Linked DNA regions of Homo sapiens: region 2 is linked to region 1. A link is a contact called in ENCODE Hi-C or POLR2A ChIA-PET data. All regions are on one chromosome and are shown on one strand. The core of a region is the stretch at or near the end of the contact, and the rest is flanking DNA. Distances in the headings are between cores, read along the strand shown. Region 1 overlaps USP7 (ubiquitin specific peptidase 7). Region 2 has its middle 31 kb from the start of HAPSTR1.

Region 1 (7,008 bases), core at 2,044-4,543:
TGAAAGCACCTTTCTAAGCTGCTACCATTAGCTAGGATTTCATGCATCCCCTAAAGGGTGGACATACCCTACATATCCTGCAGTCTGCGGTTAACAACTTTTTAACAAAGAAAACATCTTATTCTGTAGCCTAATACGTTACTTTTCCAGACAGGAAGGACCTGAGGGGTAAAGGCACGTATCTCCAGCCGCATTTCAGCAGAGCCCACCCTCTTCTCGCAGGTCAACCGACATGTCCAGTAACTTGTCCTAAGCCAAAACACATTTCGGCTTTTTTGTCCACGCACGATAGCAACATCAGAGTGTAAATAAGTTAGTCTGCCAATTCGCTTAGTATCTTCCTTCTAGTACCTTGTAGCCTTGCTTGGTACCAGGAAAGACAAAGACCAGGCCGTGTTGGTGTGGTGAGGAGTGAGGGGACGGGCAGAGCCAGGATCAGCTGTGTTGGGTGGTGCGTGCTGTGAAGTCAGGCCTGCCTCTCCCCAGGTGTGAGACCACCGGCCAGCCACTGACCCTTCCAAGCCTCCGTCTCTGACAGATGGGCTGGGCCCAGGGTTCGGCAGGGAACTGGGTGGACACGCCTCCTGGTCTCCTGGTGCTCACTAGGAAGTGGGAGGCAAGTCCCTTGGTGATCATTGCAATAGAGGGCAAACGCACACAGTGACAGCCACAGGGCTGGTTCATGTCCCTTAGTCATGAAGGAGGAGACAACTGGCAAGCACAGAGTGGCAAATTCTGTGGCAAGCACAGAGTGCAAGAAGCCTGCCGGCCAGAGATGGAAAAGTGCAGTCCAGGTAGAGCAAACCGCAACAGGAACAGGAACAGGGCAGTGGGAAGGGGAAGGTGGGCAGGGCCAAAGCTATGGAGGGCCTTGAAGGCCACGATAAGCATTCTTAACTTCACTCTAAAATGTTCCCTCCCAGCAGGTGCTCCACCCAATGAACAGGAAGCCATCCATGTCCTTGGGAGGTACTGGGACACTCGGAGTGACTGGGATGCCCAGTGGAGAGTCTGTCGGACCTGAGACAGCCCCAGCATGGGAATCCTGGTACCAGCCCTTGCCAAATATCAAGCAGTGGGGTCTGTCCCACCCTTATCACATGCTAGGGGTCTCCTGACAAGCTCCTTTGCTGTTCTGCAGCACTGTGAGGGTCTGACCACCTGCACCTCACCCCAGCCTGTCAAAGTAGATCCCTGTGTACTCTAAAACGGGGGCCCTCCTAAGTAACTCTGAATCCCTCTGGTCTTATTAACAATATTTGGCTTACGGCTTATTTATTTTTGAGACAGGGTCTCGCTCTGTTGGGCAGGCTGGAGTGCAGTGGTGCCACCATGGCTCACTGCAGCCATGACCTCCCAGGCTCAAGCAATCCTCCCACCTCAAGCTCTTGAGCAGCTGGGACTACAGGCGCACACCACCACACTCAGCTAGTTTCTGTATTTTTTTGTAGAGACTGGGTCTCACTATGTTGTCCAGGCTGGTCTTGAACTCCTGGCCTCAAGCAATCTCCCAGCTCGGCCTCCAAAAGTGTTGGGGTTACAGACATGAGCCACCACATCCAGCCACTTTGTGATTTTATACCCTCCAGTTATTTGGCCATATGCACCCTCATTAGGCTGGCTGGAAAGCCATTTCCAGGGGACAGTCCTGTCCTACTAAGCTAGGTTGCCTTCAGTTCTGTACCTTTTCAGGCACTGCGGGCCCTGAGGTCAGCCGACCACCTGGCTTTAAGGCAGTGGAGCCTGAGTGTTCAAAGTGGACCCACTTTGACGCTTTGCTCTATATGCTGAAATAATCCTGATGTAAATTAGCTATATGAAAACCAAGCCCCAAAGAAGGCCACATATAATATGTGATCCTTAAATAAAACTATTTGTTTGGAGCTTTCAGTTTAGCTTCATTATGTAAAAATCATCTGTTCCCTAGAGATCATCCTAACTACCAAAAGTGCCTGTCCAAACACTGATGATTGGTTTTAATGCTGTGTTGTGCACTGAGAGGGGTTTAATATACAGCACAAGTAAAGAGCTTATAATTACGCCTGTACTGCTTCTACATGTATAGTCTGCTCCGCAAAAGAAACAGGATTATCTGCTCAACTGTGCAGCACAATGCAAGTAGAAGTTGCAGCACGCACGGCCGGAACCGAGCTGCACAGATGCAGTTAGGGCAAGGGATGCCCCTACCTGGATGGAGATCTGTGACACACAAGAGCCAAAGGATCAACACCGAGAATGCAGGGCCCCAATGCCATGAGAAACACAAACGACTAACCAACAGGCTCCACCTCCCTCGTTAACGTGGGATACCACTCTTCCTCTGCTGGATTAACGGTGAAAAGCAATGGAGATGCCCACCAGTACTGAAGGTCTAGCATATGGGTAGAGTCGAATGGCTGGCGGGAACACACTTTTCTAGAGTCAACTGTCCTTCCCAAAGGCAATATGTATTAAAATCAAAATGTTGAATGTCCTTTCACTCATTTTGAAATGTTACCACAAAAACCCATTCCCCAAGAAAATGAGCATTCACGCTGGGGGATAAACACAAACAGTGCTTCGTGCACTGATGCACAACTTTAAACATAAGTTTAATTTTTCACAGGAAAACATTTTGGTTTTTAAAATTTCATTTCTCTATTAAATTTATTGTATTGCTTATTCTACAATAATTGGGTTTTAAAGCAAAACTATAAGGTGCGGGGGAGGCAGTATACAGGAGTTCAAGACCAGCCTGGGCAAACATAGGGAGACCCCCGTCTCTGAAATTAAAAACAAACAAAAAAGGATGAACTGGGACAATATCCATAATACATCAAGTATATAATGGTAGTTCCCTCTGAGGAACAGAAACTCTCCTTCTTGCCTTTTTGCTTGCATGTTTGAATGTTTCCGGGAATATGCATTACTCTTAAAACAAAAGCAAAAATACGCAGAGCAACAGAGGTGCAAAAAAAAAAAAGCACAGCCAAAATACTGGCTGAGGCTTGACACCCCCTTGGCAGCTGAGAGAGGGGGTGCAACAGCTGCCCGCCTGGAGTCAGGAGGAGGCCAGAGTCCTGGAACAAAGGAATTGCCTGGGCTATTTGTGGCCTGGAAGGTCCATTTACACCTTGGCAACTAAGTAGCAGCTTCCTCTCTTAAATGTCTGTTTTTCCCTAAAAATTATTTGAAAAGACAAGCCAGTTTGGGGACTGGGGATGAGGTCAGAGGTAGAAAGGAGATTTTTATACATACTCTTGGTTGTGCTAATGTAAGTCCTTTAAAAATAGTCAAACATAACCAACTTCAAACAGGTTCCTTTATTTGAATAAAACCACAAAAGGGAACAACCTAGCACAGAAAGAAAACTATTTTTTTCTCTTTTGCACCATGTCACAGGCTGCCAGTCTACTCTAGGCCACTGGAGACACAGACCACCATTCAGGTTTTAATCCCCTTTAGAGGGGACCTACTCAGACTCTCATGGAACACCTGCAATTCAAGGGCTGTCAGATCTTTTGAAAAACTAGCGTCAAAGGTATTTTGAAAAGTTCCTGGCGGCTGGACACAGTGGCTCATGCCTGTGATCCCAGCACTTGGGAGGCTGAAGTGAGGGGCAGATCGAATGAGGTCAGGAGTTCGAGATCAGCCTGGCCAATATGGCGAAACCTCGCCTCTACTAAAAATACAAAAATTAGCTGGGTGGACCGGGCGCAGTGGCTCACGCCTGTAATCCCAGCACTTTGGGAGACCAAGGCAGATGAAAGACCTGAGGTCAGGAGTTCAAGACCAGCCTGACCAAGATGATGAAACCCCATCTGTACTAAATAAAAATACAGAAATTAGCTGGGTGTGGTGGCGGGCGCCTGTAATCTCAGCTACTCAGGAGGTGGAGGTTGTAGTGAGCCGAGATCCTGCCACTGCACTCCAGCCTGGGCAACAAGAGCGAAATTCCATCTTCAAAAAAAAAATAGCCAGGTGTGGTGGTGCACACCTGTAATCCCAGCTACTCGGGAGGCTGAGGCACAAGAATCGTTTGTACCTGGGAGGTGGAGGTTGCAGTGAGCCAAGACCATGCCACTGTACTCCAGCTTGGGCAACACAGCAAGATGCTGTCTCAAACAAACAAACAAAAAGTTCCTGGGAAGACTAGTTGTCCAGAGAGTAGCAAAGGAAATCTTGTTTTATTTGTTCATGGGTTAGTGGGGGCTTTGGGAACAGTTCAACCTATAAACCAACAGACACCTTGAACATTTCTGTGCACTAGTGATGTACTGTGAATGCTAGCCATTCATAAGAGGAAAATCACTGAGACTGGGGACATACCGTGCCCATGGAGTGGGAGACAGCACAGTAAAGATGTTCTCCCCAAATTAATCCATACATTTAAACACAGTCCAATTAAAAAGCAGGATTTTTCATAGCTAAGGACAAGCTGATTCTAATATTTATATGGAACAATAAAAGATTGAGTAGGTAAAACAATTTTGAATAACACAGATCCACTGGGTGTGGTGGCTCATACCCTATAATCCCAGCACTTTAGGAAGCCAAGGCAAGAAGACTGCTTGAGGCCAGGAGTCAGAAACCAGCCTGGGCAACATAGCGAGACCCCACTTCCAAAAAAAAAGTAAAAATTAAAAAAAACAACAGCACTGATTGAGAAATCACATTACCTGATTATGAAGCTTCCATAATCAAGACAGCACTGCTGGCAAAGGAACGGACAGGGGAGAATGGAAGAGTCCAGAAACAGATCCCATTTGATTTTTGACAAAGGTACAAAAGCAATTCAACGGACAAAGACAGTCTCTAACAAAAGTCATGGAACAAATGGACTCTACAGCCCCTCCCCCACAAGACTCTCAACCTAAACCTCACACCTTATACAAAAGGTAGCTCACAATGAAATGTAAAACCCCAAGACTGTAAGAAAACACAGGAAAACATCTGTCATGATGGGTAGGGCAAATATTTGGACATAATACCAAAAGCAAGGTTCAAAAAAACAAAACACAACAACAACAAAAAAATGGCAGGCGGCGGTGGCTTAAGCCGGTAATCCCAGCACTTTGAGAGGCTGAGGCAGGAGGATCACTTGTGGCCAGGAGTTCAAGACCAGCCTGGCCAATATGGTGAAACCGCATCTCTAAATAAAGAAAAAAACTGTTGATCAACTTTGCTCCAGAAAGACTTATGCTCCAGAAAGAAGCTGTTAAGTGAATACACACGAGCTACAGACCAGCAGAAAATATCTGCAAATCGCGTATCTTACAAAGACTCAAATCTCAAATATATAAACAACAGTTCACAAAACTCAACAGCTGGACAAAACTCAACTAAAAAGTCAGAATAGCTGAACTGACACTCTGAAGAGCATACAGGCATGGCAAAGGCACACCTCCAATAATCTGGTCACTGGCCTATACCCCAGCCCCACACACCAGCAGATGCAAAGGCGGCCTCCACACAGCCACTCACGCTCAACCACTCAGCCATCTGCCAGCACGCAGAAGGCTCCACCTACAGAGCAAACAGCAGCAGGCGTTTCCAACAACGCCAATGTCTGGGCATATAAACTCAACTTTTTAATATAACTGTATAATAAAATGTATCAACATTTAGCAGACCTGTAAAACTTGATGAATCCATATTTTCCAAACGGCCAATAAATGCAACTGGAAAAAATCCACTGAAAGTGCATGACGAACTTAAGGTAATGGGGCGGGGTGAATTAACCTTCATTAAGTTACCACTTGTTTTGCTTTGCTGTAGTTATCAGAGAATAGTCAATCATTCAAAAAGGCTACTAAAGCATTCCTCCTGTTTTTTTCAGTATATCTCTGTAAGATTGGTTTTTTCATATTTTAATTAAAATTACACTGCAGCTGACTGAATGCACAAGCAGGTATGAAGTCTTCTATTACAACAGACAATAAAGAAATTTACAAAAATGTAAAGCAATGCCATTCCTCTCAATACACTTTTGGAAAATAATTATTTTTTATACAACATTACTTGGAAAATAATTATTTTTTATACAACATTACCATGTGCTGGTTTATTGTTTTTCCACAGCACTCCCCCCCCCAACACACACACACACAGGGTCTCACTCTTATCACCCAGGCCGAAGTACAGTGGTGCCATCTCGGCTCACTGCAACCTCCACCTCCCAGGTTCAAGCAACTATCCCACATCAGCCTCCTGATTAGCTGGACTACAGACATGCACCACCACACCCAGCTAATTTTTGTATTTTTAGAAAAGACTGGGTTTCACCATGTTGCCCAGGCTCGTCTCGAACTTCCGGCCTCAAGTGATCCACCCGCTTCAGCCTCCCAAAATGCTGGGATTACAGGTGTGCGCTTATTTTTCAATCAATAAACATTTAAGGTTGGCCTTAATTTCTATATGGTAAATAACAGTAGCTATAACCCACCCACCAAAAGCTCTTTAAGGGGTGAAGTCTTTTAGGACTTCGACAGGATCCTGCCATCAAAAACTTAGCTATTCCAGATGTGGGACTGCCTGATGGGTTTGTGCCATGCTGCCTCAGCTAGGTGGGCATGCCATGCCCCTCCCTGCACAGCTCCCACTTTTGAGACCCTCAGTGTGCAATTCGGAAGGTGGGAGTAAAGCAGCTGCCACATGCCATTATGCCTGGGGATTTCTCTGTCTCCAGGGTCTTTAGGCTCCATTACTGCCCTGGAAGCTTGGACATGGTGACAGGCACTTTGGAGCGCAGCACTGCCTGGCTCCCCACTCCCACCCACCACCTCTCGAAGACTGCATGCCCTGCAGACGTCAGTCAGCTCCAGCACCAGACCCAGATGCTAATAGAGCTCCCACCACTGTGGCCTGTAAAATCCCACTAATAAATCCCTGCATCCCTTTCCCACAGTTCCGCTCCCCTGATGGAACCCTCAACTGACCTTGATTCCTCCCTCCCACCAGCCCAGGCTGGAGAATGAGTGGCACCATCTCAGCTCACTGCAGCCTCAACTTCCTGGGCTCAAGCAATCC
Region 2 (7,008 bases), core at 2,978-5,477, 120 kb after region 1:
GGTAGACCCCTCCAAATTGTGCTCTGTGCATTAGCTAGGCTACAGGAGACTTTTATCTTAAATTAATTAATTAACTAGTTAATTAATCTTTAGAGAGAGGGTCTCAATCTGTTGCCCAGGCTGGAGTGCAGTGGCATGATCATAGCTCATTGCAGCCTCAAACTCCTGGGCTCAAGCAATCCTTCTGCCTCAGCCTCCTAAGTAACTGGGACTACAGACATGCACCACACTTGGCTAATTTTTTTTTTATTTTTATTTTAAGAGAGGGTCTTGATATGTTGCCCAGGCTGGTCTTGAACTCCTGGTCTCAAGGGATCCTCCCATCTTGATCTCCCAGAGGGGACTTTTAAAATCAGGCCACTGTCTATTGAAAACTCTCAAAAATTCCCATGGCCGGCTGGGCATGGTGGCTCAAGCCTGTAATCTTGGCACTTTGGGAGGCCAAGGTGGCTGGATCACTTGAGGTCAGGAGTTTGAGACCAGCCTGGCTAACATGGTGAAACCCTGTCTACTAAAAACAGAAAAATTAGCCAGGCATCGTGTGGCGCATACCTGTAATCCCAGCTACTTGGAAGGCTGAGGAAGAAGAATCACTTGAACCCAGGAAGTGGAGGCTGCAGTGAGCAGAGATCATGCCACTACACTTCAGCAGCCTGGGTGACACAGTCAGACTCTGTCTCAAAAAAAAAAAAAAAAAAAAAATTCCCATGGCATCTAGACTAAAGCCCAAAGGGTACAAGGAAAGCACTTGAAGTGAAGGAGGAGAGAAGATGGTTGGGGATTTGAAACGAGATGCTGAAATAATCTAGGACAATACAGCCAAGCATATTTGAAGCCATCCTTCTCTTCTGGCCTTTTCTGTCCCTCTCCACAAGGCCACCCTACTTCAGACCTCACTTGCTCCTGCAGCTGCTACCCTTCTCACTGGTCTCTCTCTTCTATGTGAAAAATAACAACCGGCCAGGTGCAGTGGCTCACGCTTGTAATCCTAGCACTTTGGGAGGCCAAGGCGGGTAGATCACGAAGTCAAGAGATCGAGACCATCCTGCCTAACATAGTGAAACCCCGTCTCTACTAAAAATACATAAAAATTAGCCATGTGTGGTGGCGGGCGCCTGTAGTCCCAGCTACTCCGGAGGCTGAGGAAGGAGAATGGCGTGAACCCGAGAGGCGGAGCTTGCAGTGAGCCGAGATCGTGCCACTGCACTCCAGCCTGGGCGACAGAGCCAGACTCCGTCTCAAAAAAAACAAAGAAAGAAAAATAACAACCAATTTTTTTTTCATTATAGACATTTTCAAAAGATATACAAAAGTAGAGTGACTAGAATAAAGAACCCAACTTCAACCAGCTCATCAGCTCATGGCCAATCCAGTTTCAGTCAGTCCTCAACTCATTGGAATTTTAAATTCCTCCTCCAGGGATTTTTTTCTTTTCTTTTCTTTCTTTTTTTTTTTTTTTTTTTTGAGACAGAGTTTCGCTCTTGTTGCCCACGCTGGAGTGCAATGGCGCAATCTCGGCTCACTGCAACCTCCGCCTCCCAGGTTCAAGTGATTCTTCTGTCTCGGCCTCCTGAGTAGCTGGGATAGTAGTACCAGGCGCACACCACCACGCCCGGCTAATTTTTTGTATTTTTAGTAGAAGCGGGGTTTCACCATGTTAGCCAGGCTGGTCTCAAACTCCTGATTTCAGGTGATCCGCCTACCTCGGCCTCCCAAAGTGCTGGGATTACAGGCGTGAGTCACCGCACCTGGCTGGATTTTTTTCTTTTATGTTGAAAAATTTCAGTCTCAGGGACAGGATAATATGACTTTTCTTTTCTTTTTTTTTGAGACAGAGTCTTGCTCTGTTGCCCGGGCTGGAGTGCAGTGGTGCAATCTCGGCTCACTGCAACCTCCACCTCCCAGGTTCAAGCGATTCTGCTGCCTCAGCCACCGAGTAGCTGGGATTACAGGCGCACACCACCACGCCCAGCTAATTTTTGTATTTTTAGTGGAGATGGGGTTTTGCCATGTTGGCCAAGTTTGTCTCGAATTCCTGGCCTCAAGTGATCCTCCCGCCTCACCCTCCCAAAGTACTGGAATTATAGGCGTGAGCCACCACGCCTGGCCCTAACTTTTTGTCAGTTCTCCTGTAGTAAATCTCTTGTTTGTTGTGGTGTAGACTTTATTCCAAGATAGCTTCAGGGATTTGCTTTGAATCCCTGATTCAAAGTTTTGATACTCAAAACCAAGTTAAAAGAACTAGAAAAAAAGAAAAGATAGAAAACAAAGAAAAAGGAAAAAGATCCTCTTTTTGCAAATCAGAAGTCTTGGCTTTCTTTCTTTTTTTTTTTTTTTTGAGACGGAGTCTCGCTCCGTCGCCCAGGCTGGGGTCCAGTGGCGCGATCTCGGCTCACCACAAGCTCCGCCTCCCGGGTTCACGCCATTCTCCTGCCTCAGCCTCCCGAGTAGCTGGGACTACAGGTGCCCGCCACCACGCCTGGCTAGTTTTTTTTGTATTTTTAGTAGAGACGCAGTTTCACTGTGTTAGCCAGGATGGTCTCGATTTCCTGACCTCGTGATCCGCCCGCCTCAGCCCCCCAAAGTGCTGGGATTACAGGCGTGAGCCAGCGCGCCCGGCCGAGGCTTGGCTTTCAAAATGATTCCTTCAGGGATTTGCTTTGAATTCAGAATCTGATACTCAAAATTAAATATGGAGAAGAAGGAAGGGAGGAAGGAAGGGAGGAAGCAAGGGAGGAATGGAGGAAGGAAAGAAAGAAAAAGGAAAAAAGCCTCTTTTTAAAAATCTTGCAAATCAAAAACCTTGGCTTTCAAAATTATTATTTCTGCCATGAATTTCAAAAGCTTACTTGGGAACTCATAAAATAAAAAAAATTTGGCTCTTTCTTCTTTTCTTGGTTTGAGTCAAACCTTTCCAATTGGTTTATCCAGTATGATTCAGCCTCAGCCTTAATATATGATTTTTATGGGGAGAGGGGTCACAGGGTTTTTCAGAAAAGGAAAATAAGCATAATATTGCAACATGTGCAAAAAATGTCACCCATTGCTGTTTTTATTGTTGTTAAAGTAATTTTAGTGAACTTAAGCTATTTATCAGAATATCTACTGGCTGTGATGCTCACTATCCTGTTTTTTTCCCTGTGACTTTAACCTCTTCAATTATAATTTCTCCTAATATAAAGTTTTGCATGTCCAGGCATCGTGGCTCATGCCTGTAATCCTAGCACTTTGGGAGGCTGAGGCGGGCAGATTGCCTGAGCTCAGGAGTTTGAGACCAGCCTGGGCAACAAAGTGAAAGCCCTTCTCTACTAAAAAACACAAAAATTAGCCAAGTATGGTGGTGCTTGCCTGTAGTCCCAGCTATCTGAGTGGCTGAGGTATGAGAATGGCTTGAAACTGGGAGGTGGAGGTGGTAGTGAGCTGAGATCGGGCCACTGCACTCCAGCCTGGGCGACAGAATGAGACTCTGGCTCAAAAAAACAAAAAACAGTTTTGAAAGATGCTAACTCCCAAGTTTGGGGTAGTTCTCTCTCTCTTTCTTTCTTTCTCTCTTTCTGTCTCTCTCTCTCTCTTTCTCTCTTTCTTTCTTTTCTTTCTTTCTTTCTTTCTTTCTTTCTTTCTTTCTTTCTTTCTTTATTTCTTTCTTGCTTGCTTCCTTTCTTCCTTTCTTCCTTTCTGTAGAGTTAGGGTCTCACTTTGTTGCCCAGGCTGGTCTTGCACTCGTGGCTTCAAGCAATCCTCCTGCCTTGACCTCCCAAAGTGCTGGGATTACAGATTACATGTGTGAGCCACCATCTCCAGCCTGGGGTGGTTATTTTTCATTTAATATGTCAATATCCCAGGTGTTTCTGCAAAAGCAGCATCTTGGGTCTCTGCACTGTTGCACACTCACAAGCCAGTGTCTTAGAGGTCACCTAAAGTTCCATGTCATTTGGAAGTCTGACACTCCAGTTTACCCTTGCATCATCGGATCCCCTTAGTCATAAGCACTGGCATTAATGTTGAAGTTAGGCACCTGTTAAAGCAAAGTCAGATTTTTCTTTTCACGCAGATCCACTGGGAAATTTCCCAATACTGTGTTTATCAAAACTAAAAGCCTCGTAGAATCAGGATTCATCCAGACAGCATGATTTAGGCCCAAACATAATATAGATATACAGAAGGGGAAGGAAGGATGGTTAGCGGTTAGAACCACTTACTGAGAATAGAATCACTTATGTTTATTCTCAGCTCAGCCAACAGCTTCCCTGGCAACCCAAAGTGCCACAGCTGGGCTCAGCTTCCTCATGGGCAGTTTTCCTGGTGATAAAATCAGAATAGCCTGTGTCCTTACAGCCAGAGGTAAGAGAGCTTGTGTTTTTTTTTTAAGTGGCCCCAATTGTTACAGTTGGGTGTGCCTTGATTTTTTTTTTCATTAATAAGAAACTTTTTATTTTATTTTAGTTTATTTTTTGAGGCAGGGTCTTGCTTTGTCACCCAGGCTGGAGTGCAGTGGGATGAACATGGCTCACTGCAGCCACGACCTCCCAGGCTCAAGCCATCCTCCTACCTCAGCCTCCCGAGTAGTTGGGACTACACGCGTGTGCTATCAAGAACAGTAAATTTTTGTATTTCTTGTAGAGACGGGGTTTCACCATGTTGCCCAGGCTGGTCTCGAATTCCTGAGCTCCAGCGATTCTTTCACCTCAGCCTCTCAACTTGCTGGGATTACAGGCGTGAGCCACCGCACCTGGCCATTTTAATAATTTTTGCTGCATAGATCTACTTAAAGGAAGATTAGTTTTAACCTATTTGATTTTAGTTCATCCTTTAAATAAAGGCTTTTTATGTTTTTTTCAGATAGAAGACATTTTATTACATTAAGAATATCATGCTGGCTGGGTGCTGTGGCACATGCCTTGTAATCCCAGCAATTTGGGAGGCAAAGGCAGGCAGATCATTTGAGGTCAGAGTTTGAGAACAGCCTGGCCAACATGGTGAAACCTCGTGTCTACTAAAAATACAAAAATTAATGAGGCGTGGTGGCCCGCACCTGCGATCCCAGCTCCTCAGGAGGCTGAAGCAGGAGAATCGCTTGAATGCGGGAGGCAGAGGCTGCAATGAGCTGAGATTGTGCCACTGCACCCCGTGGCCTGGGCAATGGAAACTCTATCTCAAAAAAAAAAAAGAATATCATGCTGAAGCAATTTGCAGAGATTTTTTAAACCCATATTTAACATCCAGTGTTAGTGAGGATGTAGATAAACAGAAGTTTCATTGGCTGTCTGGGGTAAGGAAAGAGGGAAATCAGGAGAGATTTTGGCAATTCATATCCAAAGCCTTAAAATGTGCCATCTGAGGCCGGGCGCGGTGGCTTACGCCTGTAATCCCAAAACTTTGGGGGGCCAAGGCGGGTGGATCACGTGAGGTCAGGAGTTCGAGACCAGTCTGGCAAACACAGTGAAATCCCGTCTCTACTAAAAATACAAAAAAAATTAGCCGGACATGGTGGCATGCGCCTGTAATCCCAGCTACTCGGGAGGCTGAGACAGGAGAATCCAGTGAACCCGGGAGGTGAAGGTTGCAGTGAGCCAAGATCACGCCACTGCACTCCAGGCCAGGTGACAGTGCGAGACTCTGTCTCAAAATAAAATAAAATAAAATATGCCATGTGAATCCATCAATTCTACCTTTAGAAATTCATATGAGGAGGCCAGTCTTGGTGGCTCACACCTATAATCCCAGCACTTTGGAAGGCCAAGGCGGGTGGATCACCTGAGGTCAGGAGTTCAAGACCAGCCTGACCAACATGGAGAAACCCAGTCTCTACTACAAATACAAAATTAGCCGGCCGTGGTGGTGCATGCTTGTAATCCTAGCAACCCGGGAGGCTGAGGCAGGAGAATCGCTTGAATCTGGGAGGCGGAGGTTTCGGCGAACTGAGATCACACCGTTGCACTCCAGCCTGGGCAACAAGAGCAAAACGCCATCTCAAAAAAAAAAAAAAAAGAAAAGAAAAGAAAAGAGAAAGAAATTTATATGAGGAAAACAAATGTGCATGCAAAGATTTAGCTAAGAAAAACCCCTCATAATGATATTATTTGTAAGCCTGGACAACATAGCGAGACCATGTCTCTGTGAAAAAAAAAAAAATAGCTGGGTGTAGTGACTGACACCTGTAGTCCCAGCTACTCAGGAGGCTGAGGAGGGAGAATTGCTTGATCCCAGGTGTTCCAGGCTGCAGTGAGCCATGATTGCACCCTGTCCTCCACCCTGAGTGACAGAGAGACCCTGTATGAAAAATAAACAAAGGCGGGTGAGGTGGCTCACACCTGTAATCCCAGCACACTGGGAGGCTGAGGTGGACAGATTGTTTGAGTTCACAAGTTCAAGACCAGCCTGGGCAGAATGGCAAAACCACACTGCTACAAAAATTTTTTAAAACATTAGCCAGGTATGGTGGTGTGCCTGTAGTACCAGCTACTCAGGAGGCTGAGGTGGGAGGATCGTTTGAGCCTGGGAGGCAGAGGTTGCAGTGAACTGAGATCACAACACTGCACTTCAGCCTGGGCAATAAAACCAGACCTTGTCTCAAAAAATAAAATAAAAATAAGTAAATAAAATAAATAAATAATATTATTTGTGGGAACCAAGGGATGAAAATAGCCCAAGTGCTCCCAAACAGAAAATTAGCTTTAATGTTGATGACACAACTCCACAATCCAATTCCAAACAATTACTTTAAAAGGATGTAAAGACATAGGCCAGGTTCAATGGCTCATGCCTGTAATCCCAGCCCTTTGGGAGGCCAAGGCGGGTAGATCATTTCAGGTCAGGAGTTTGAGACCAGCCTGGCCAGCACGGTGAAACCCCATCTCTACTAAAAATACAAAAATTAGGCCGGGTGCAGTGGCTCACACCTGTAATCCCAGCACTTTGGGAGGCCGAGGTGGGCGGATCATGAGGTCAGGAGATCGAGACCATCCTGGTTAAAACGGTGAAACCCCATCTCTACTAAAAACACAAAAA

What was found. A loop is a pair of places that touch in the nucleus more often than their neighbours do. ChIA-PET counts read pairs that join two places held with the same protein, here RNA polymerase II (POLR2A). Pooled maps may share reads with other maps.
Region 2: a loop to region 1 is called in a pooled map, with 2.2 times the contacts of the local background. The contact joins two enhancer-like sites. A Hi-C loop is called at or near these places in 1 of 168 maps with a recorded cell type or tissue (Ramos) and 5 of 50 pooled maps. POLR2A ChIA-PET finds 5 or more read pairs at or near these places in 6 of 52 experiments (GM12878, H1, WTC11 and 3 more).

The regions. Positions count from the first base shown.
Region 1 is chr16:8,941,283-8,948,290 of GRCh38, forward strand. The region is part of intron 1 of USP7 (ubiquitin specific peptidase 7); the gene reads right to left. Among named protein-coding and RNA genes, the nearest start is that of USP7-AS1, 18 kb to the right of the region's middle. RefSeq lists an enhancer at 3,401-3,600. Within about 2 kb of position 3,294, at least 3 of the 41 ENCODE cell types and tissues checked have a DNase peak (open chromatin) inside an H3K27ac peak, as active enhancers do.
Region 2 is chr16:9,057,489-9,064,496 of GRCh38, forward strand. No RefSeq gene overlaps it. Among named protein-coding and RNA genes, the nearest start is that of HAPSTR1, 31 kb to the right of the region's middle. Within about 2 kb of position 4,228, at least 8 of the 41 ENCODE cell types and tissues checked have a DNase peak (open chromatin) inside an H3K27ac peak, as active enhancers do.